3 separate regions of the Mus musculus genome follow, and regions 1 and 2 are each linked to region 3. A link is a loop called in an ENCODE intact Hi-C map of the cell type or tissue named here. Cell type or tissue: left cerebral cortex. All regions are shown on one strand. Region 1 overlaps Gm5878 (predicted gene 5878). Region 2 overlaps Spr (sepiapterin reductase). Region 3 overlaps Exoc6b (exocyst complex component 6B).

Region 1 (2,500 bases), 80 kb before region 3:
ATCTTCTGCGGCAAAAGCTTTATTGCTTACTTCTTCAGGAGCAAGAGAGAGAGTGGCAAAACCCCGTCCCTTTTAAGGAGAATTATCCTCCGCCTAGGACGTGTCGCTCCCTGATTGGCTGCAGCCCATTGGCCGAGTTGTCGTCACAGGGAAGGCAGAGCACATGGAGTGGAGAACTACCCTGGCACATGCACAGATTATTTGTTTACTACTTAGAACACAGGATGTCAGCCCCATCTTGTAACGGCGAATGTGAGGGCGGCTCCCCACAGTCTTACCCACCAGGATGCTCCTGCAGAAAGGAGGTCAGGCCTTGCAAAGGGCCACCTGGTGCTTAAGTCGACTGTGGACTTCTTCATCAGTATATTTAGTATGCATGCATGTGCACTCTCACATGATATATTTAACTTGTGTTCTTGTCCATATGTGTCCTTGTGTACATGCACATGTGTGCTCAACTTTATGTATACATAGTGTGTGCCGACACATGTACTTCAGGCTCAAATGCCATTTCACAGGTGCTGGACACCTGGACTTTTGGACACAGGCTTTTGCAAAGCCATTGAGGTTGAAATGCACCTGCCTAGCCGGATGATGGTGGCACACGCCTTTAACCAGGAGGAAGAGGAGGATCTCGGTGAGTTCTGGGAAAGCCTGGTCTACAGAGTGAGTTAGTCAGGGCTCAGTATAGAAAGACTGTCTCAAAAAATAAAAATAAAAAAAAGGGGAGGTATGTCTGTCTCCATGTCAAAGTTCTAGGTGACAAGCTTTATTCAGCATGCTGCCTCTCCCCTCGCAGTCTGGGGGAATAAACTCAGATCTCACATGGGAAGCAGGCATTGTTTGCACAGGAAGTCATTGTCCCAGCCTTCTTGTGCTGCTCAGTCTCACCCAGGCTGCAGATGTCACACTCTTGACTTGCAGCCCAGCCAACTGAGGGCCAGGAAGAGCAAACAGTATGTCTATGCAACTTCTTCCAGGGACATTCCAAGGCAGCCCAGGAATGGAAGGAGTTTTGTTCCCTTATTATGGTGTGCATGAGAAAAAGGAAGGACAATATCATATTAGGTAGGCGTTCCAGTGCACTCCCCCATCCCCCACCTCCCACCCATTGTTGGTATGAGTTGAAGCAGGGACTCCAGCAAACCAGGTGCACTGACTGACACGGTGCTGCTGTAGAATGGCCAAAAGGGGGCAGTAGAACATCAGTTTCTGACTGGTTGCATGGCCAGCAACCTTCCTGCCTTCTTATTGGCAAAGGGTGGTGTCTCCATGCTCTTCAAACCTTCCTCTCCATTTCCTCCCACGGGACTACCAGGGAGCACTGGATGTATACGTCCTTATTGCTCCCCACAGGGAGCACTGGATGTATACGTCCTTATTGCTTCCCACAGGGAGAGCAAGGAGCACTGGCTGCAGAGATCCCCAGTACCTCCCACCGGGCCAGCAGAGTCCTTACTTCATAGCTCCTCACTGCTGTGCACAGGGGAGGAACTCGATGCTCAGGCCAACCCAGATGTGAGTCACAGGAAATAATGACTGCACATATAGATGCCGGTTTTCTTCTCTCCAATAGAGAGGACTTCTGATTCACGGGGAATATGTGGCCTTTGTGAGCCACCGTGTCACTTTTCTCAGACTTGGGCATAAGATTTGGGGCAGGGGGTGTTTGTTTTTAAAGAGAATGTCATGCATTCTAGACTGGCCTCAAACTCTGTGTTGGAAGATGTCCTTGATCCTAGTTCTGATTTCCAGTCTCAGGGAAAATCCACAAATTCCGTAGAACTGGCTAAACGTGACACAGGTGAGCTCGCCCAAGGGGTGAGGGGACTAAACCTGCAAACAGTGGGCATGAGACCCCATCTTCCTATTTTGCCAGTTGCATGTTTGAGCTCAGGCTTGTCGTGGCTTGTGCCTTCTCTTCTGGCCATGGTGCTCCATGGAGAAGTTAGATGAAGTTAGCTCAGGGCTGTAGTCAGAACACACCTGCAAAGCCACCTGGCCACACAGGGGACAGTCCTGAAAACTTCTGCATGTTGACCTGGGTTTCTTTGGGATGGCATGGGACTGGGACAGCCTCCTGTCCCTCCCTCCACCAGCTAACAGCTCAGCAGCTTCAGAAGGGGGAAGTCCGGCTACAGCTCACGTCTGTAGTACTGGGACATATTCTCAGTAGGAAAAACAAGTCATCTAGAAGGGAGGGAAGGAAGGAAGAAAGAAAACACAGCATCAGTGGTGTAGACCTGTGTAGACTGTGAAGGCAGGAAGATCAAGAATTCAAGAACATCCTCACTTTCTGAGTGAGTCCCAGGCTAGCCTGACCTCCAGGTGTGACACCTCAGTTGGAACAGCTCTTGCCCAGCAGGCAGGAAGCCCTGGGTTTCTTCCCCACAACCAAATAAACCAGGCTTGGCAGGTAGATCGTGTAATCCCTACATTTAGTACGGGGAGACAGAGAATTCAAAACTCCAGGTAATCCACAGCTACATAGATTTAAGAA
Region 2 (2,500 bases), 95 kb before region 3:
GCCTAACACACATATAAGCCCTTCAACCCAGCCAGCAGCGAGCGGTGGGCACTGCCAGTCCTCGGAAGGCTTCTGCAGAGGCTTGGGAGCGAGCTGATGTGCACTGGAGTTCTCTGTCCCCTGGAAGAGTGCTTTAGAGGTGGGAAGAGCAGGAGAAGCAGAAACACTGGACGGATGAGGTTGAGGCTCTTGTTTGTGGTCAGTCTGTGGGGTGAGGAGGGTGGGCTCTGATGCACAGAGAGGACGGAGGGCATCACGTCTGGATGGATGCTCCTTGAACTTCATTTGTTTGTTGTACTGCCTGCATCCTGTGGTGTTCACTGGTCTTCCCTTGACTCTGGTCCAAATACATAGTTATGAGGCAGATGCAATAGAGTGTGCGTTGTCCTTCATGAATACCTGCTAACCTCTTCTAACAGGCCCAGGAATGACCCTGGTTCTTCAGACAAGAACTTTACTGCTCTTATTTTTCAGAGCGAAGGCAGAGAGCTGTCTGCCTTCTTTCATCCAGGTCCACATAGTGGTAGGCACAGGTCCAAAGTCATCAAGATGGATGTCCCGGAAGACCTGTGCCCTTCTCACGCTTCTGTCCACACTGACCCACCTGGGCTGACATTTCCCTGAGGGTCCTAGAACCCAGTCAGTGACAATCGATCCTCAGTGCCCAGCACACAGCAGACAGTGCTGACCAGTGAGGGCTGCTTTGATAGCCACTTCACACCCTGCCCACATGGCGGTACTATGAAAAGGTCCCAGCTCCCATGACAAGCCCTCTTGGCACTGTCCCTGTGGCCCTTGGCCTGCTGTGGTACAGACTTAGAACCAACAGGCCTTCAGGAAAGGATAGATGGGATCCATGAAGGACGTGCTGAGGGCTCTGGTTCTTGTGCAGTCCACAGTCATGGGTTGGACACTCAGTGGGACTGGTCTGCAGACAGCCTCTTGGCACACTTGACAAGGGCCATACAGTCCCCAGCCATCAAAAACAAACAACAAAATGACAGCCCTGCTCTGCATCTGCTTGTTAAAAGAACCCACCGACTCTCCCTGTGCCCAGCAGAGGGCGGACTGGGGCTATGCAACCTGGAAAGGTGGGGCCTGTCCTTCCTTCAGGCTATGCCTCTATTGTGCAGGTCCTGCAGGATTCCCCAAGGTGGAAGGGGTTAGGTGACTTCTATCCCCTTTCCCAGTGGAGTCTCTGGAATGGTAATGGCTGAGTTCAGACCCCTGGGCTGCTGCTTACAAGCTGTAACCCACAGCTCTGTGCCTCTGAAAAGACTGATCCTTACAGCACACTTAATTAAATCATAGCTCCCATCCCAAAGGGTCATCATGAGTGCAGAGTAGGCTGGTGTTTTGTGTTTGGCACTGAATGCCCCAGGGTTGATAAAACCCAGTTGTTGCCTCTTTTATTTTTGGCAAGGCCTCTTGTAGCTAAGGCTGCCCTCAAACTGTAAAATGACCCTGAGCTTCTGATCCTCCTGCGTCCACCCAAGGGCAGGGATTGTAGGCATGCACAGCCATGCCTAGGTTTATGCAGTGGTGGGGATGGAGGCCAGTCCTTCATGCATGGGTAAACACTTCCAACTGAGCTACACTACCACCTCCACTACTGCCTTGTGACATCACACACAGCCTTCTAAGGGACCAGGTGCCCTGCCCTTGCTGCCCTGTAGCAAGATCTCTCACACACTGCACTGCTCCTGTGTCAGCGTCTTCAAGGGGACCGAGGTTCCATCTGGATAGCTTCTCTCAGACCAGTAGGAGAACACATAAGATTCCAGAGCCTAGACATTCCCATGCTTGTCTTGAGCAGGTCCCCACCCTTCTCTGAACTTCTGTTTCCTTATGACAAAGAAATCCCTGTTTTGTTTTGTTTCATTCTTTTTTTTCTGCAAACCTCTGTTCCAGAACGGCCCTGCTGCATAGGGGATTGGTATTGCATTGTCTTCTGCAAGTAGGTGGGTTAATCTAGGGTGGCCTTCTGTCCTGGAGGCACATGAGTTCCTCCAAGGCTTCTTGCTTTTTCGGGGGGGGGGGTGGTGGTGGGGGGTTAAGTGGAGCATCGAGCACCAGCCCAAAACCTACTAGGATCATCCTACCTTTCCCTATGACAGCAGGAGTTCAGAGGGGTGTACCACACGTCTCCACAAGGTGGCGGACTTTCTCACATCTTCTGAATGCAGAGACTTCAGCATGTTCTATCCTCAGGGAGACCAAGGGATTGAAGGAGGTCAGAAAGGGATAGAGTGACTCTTCTTAGGAGGCCCCAGGGCCCCCCTAGTCACCTCCAGCCATCTGTGCCCACAGAGATTTCTCCAACACTTAACAGTCAAGACAATTCCCACAGAGAGCTCAACCTTGTTTAGAGGATTTCTGAATTGAGGCTCTCAAGGGATTTTTTTTTCATTGTGGCAAATTGACATTGAAAACGATCAAAACTAGGGAAATAGAGATAGGAAGGTCCCCAGGGTTTGCTGGCCAAACCAGTCTAGAAAAA
Region 3 (2,500 bases):
AATACCTGGGGGAAAGGATTCATGGATAGTGTGAAATTGTTCCCTTCTTTTACTTTCAATGTGTCTTTTTTTTTTTATTCCTGTGCTCTTAAGTGCTGTGAGCTCTTGTCTGCATTCCTTAGTTTTGAACGAATGTTTATTAAAGCCAATATTATTTTGGTTTTAATTTGTAATACAGCATATAATATAATATAATATAATATAATATAATATAATATATAGTATAATAACATTAAAAGGTTCTGAAAGATCCTCAGTAGATTGTAATTGTGCAAAGTGTTCCTGTTGGGCTGGTGAGATGACTCATCGGGTAAGGGCGCTTGCCGCCACCCAAGCCTGTTCACCTGAGTTCCATCCTTGGGACCCAGAGGATTTAAGGAGAGAACAGCAATAACTCCACTTCCCCCTATAAGTAAGTAAGTCAGTAAGTAAGCCTGAAAAGGGACTTTTTTTTCTTTTGTCAAATATGTTAGAGAACTGAAGGTTTAGATAGGAGATGTTGGAGAGACCCGATGACAAAGTGTATGATCTTGGTCCAGATGCTTTATAAGAAATGAAAATGCTCTAAACATGATTGGACAGTGAACAGAATTGAAATGTGGACTGCATTTAGACTATAGTTGTATCACTTTAAATTTGGTAGTGATGCGGTAATTAAAGAAGCATACACTACTGGTTTAAAAACTTAATTATTTTGTGTGTTTATGTGTGTGAGTAGGTAAGCATACAATGTGTAGGTCAGAGGAGTTTTTGTGAATGGACTCTTGTCTTTCACCTCATTTTTGCAAGGCTTCTCTTCGTTTTGGTTTTTGCTACTTATTTGTGTACCCAGGCTAGTTGGTCAGTGAACTTCTTTCTAGCTTATTTTCTTGTCTTTGACTCTCATCACCCAGTGATAGTGCTGGGATTGCAGATTGGCACCGCTGTATTGCAGGTGTGGGGTTGTGTTGCAGGGGTTGAACTCCTGTTGTCTTATCTGATGAGCTATCTCAGTGGCTCCATACTGATTTTTAAAAGACACTTGAGGTGTCAAAGTGCTTACAAATGATTCAGGAAAATAAGAATGCAGATTCATATGTATTTAGAAAGAATAAAACAAATATGGTAAATACTATAAGTTGAATTTTGCATAAAAACTATGCAAGTATGTTCTCACAATTCAAAATTACTTATATAAAAATCAGATTTACTTCAAAATAAAACTTAAAAATTATAAAGCATGAGTCTTAGAAACAATTTTAATGCATGAATTTTGGTTTCATTTGCTTGAAAACTGAAATGTTTTGAGCAGCTTCAAAGGATCCTCTATGTTCTGCTGCCCTCTAGTGTCCCTTCTGCTTCTGCGCAGCTCGTTCTGCAAGTGGGGCTTTAGAGCATAGCATCCAGTACAAGCTCACCAAGTAAAACCGTGATGAGGTGGTGAGACAGTACAGTACCGGGAAACCACACCCCACGGCCCATTTTCTCTTGGTTGCTTCCTTTTTATGCTGGGCTTGCCCCTTCGGCCTGCTGTGTACTGGCAACACTTCTGAGCTACAGCCTGGCTGCTCCACCCCTCTCAAGAAACCAGATTTGTTGGATTCTCACCTAAGATCAACTATCATATAACTGTATACTTTTCTCTTCTTCATTACTACTAAATATTATTTAATTGTAGTATCATAGTATTTTTCTTTGTAGCCAAGCATACTGGACTTGACCCATAATCTTTCATATTGAGTCCCAATTCTTAAAAGCATTGAATATCATTTGTTCTCAAAATTTGCTTAAATTTATTTGGCAAGAAAATTTGACCTGAGTTGGCATGAGATTTTGTATTTACTAACTTATTTCTAGAAATACTAATGTGAAGTGCTGCTGGTTTTTGTCTTTAAACTGTTGGTTTATTGATTTTTTTCCTTTCAGTCTTGATTTCTCCAAGAATTTCAGCTTATATCTTCAACTCATTAATATTTATTAATATTTTGATCATTTCTTTTGCAACTTTAGAACCACATGCGCTGACATTTTTGTTTTTGCCTTTTTCTTTGTTGCTCGAGCAACATAGTGAATTGTAATTTATGTGTTTGTTTTGTAAAGCACTCACAGGTTTTTAATCGTGAGTTAGTTTTTCTTGCCTCCTGGGTTTGTCCTCCTCCAGAGCTACTTAGTGAGGAGCTCCATTCAGGGTTGTATCTTGTGTGCCCGTGTGGGGTATGTATAGGTCAGATTTTCTTGCCAAATGAAGTCAAGCTGGTTTTGACAACAAATTGTTTTCAAAGCCTTAGAGACGTGGGAGTCAATAATGAGAGATCATGGGTAAAATCAAATATGCTTGGTTTGAAAAATAGAAGCCTTACTTTTCATGATAAAGGTCTGTATTTCATCTTAGCTTACTTAAAATTATGGAAAACTTAATATGTTTAACATGATAATGGTGTTCGTCTCTCTCTCTCTCTCTCTCTCTCTCTCTCTCTCCCTCCCTCCCTCCCTCCCTCCTCCTCTCCCTCCCGCCTTCCCT

The links. Hi-C counts contacts between places; a loop is a spot of excess contacts. Peaks named below come from ENCODE experiments on the same cell type or tissue, not always from the same donor. Only the 100,000 strongest peaks of a DNase experiment are listed, where the experiment ranks them.
Region 1: a loop joins it to region 3, with 5 times the contacts of the local background. A loop is called at or near these places in 30 of 42 quality-filtered maps.
Region 2: it touches region 3 in a loop (7-fold over the local background); 34 of 42 quality-filtered maps call a loop at or near these places.

Annotation. Positions count from the first base shown.
Region 1 is chr6:85,116,706-85,119,205 of GRCm38, reverse strand. It overlaps Gm5878 (predicted gene 5878), which reads left to right. Exons shown (of 3, transcript NR_168059.1): 2 at 519-637. It overlaps Gm52864 (a long non-coding RNA gene), which reads right to left. Exons shown (of 3, transcript XR_003956322.1): 2 at 1,987-2,190; 3 at 731-1,022. Among named protein-coding and RNA genes, the nearest start is that of Gm52864, 3.5 kb to the right of the region's middle. In left cerebral cortex, CTCF peaks have their summits at 988 and 1,192 (motif pointing right); a DNase peak (open chromatin) is centred at 1,207.
Region 2 is chr6:85,131,549-85,134,048 of GRCm38, reverse strand. It overlaps Spr (sepiapterin reductase), which reads left to right. Exons shown (of 3, transcript NM_011467.2): 3 at 1-369. Among named protein-coding and RNA genes, the nearest start is that of Spr, 5.0 kb to the left of the region's middle. In left cerebral cortex, CTCF peaks have their summits at 1,055 (motif pointing right) and 2,163 (motif pointing right); DNase peaks (open chromatin) are centred at 1,065 and 2,155.
Region 3 is chr6:85,036,740-85,039,239 of GRCm38, reverse strand. The region is part of intron 1 of Exoc6b (exocyst complex component 6B); the gene reads left to right. Among named protein-coding and RNA genes, the nearest start is that of Exoc6b, 32 kb to the left of the region's middle. In left cerebral cortex, a CTCF peak has its summit at 1,324 (motif pointing left); a DNase peak (open chromatin) is centred at 1,345; H3K27ac peaks cover 219 bases.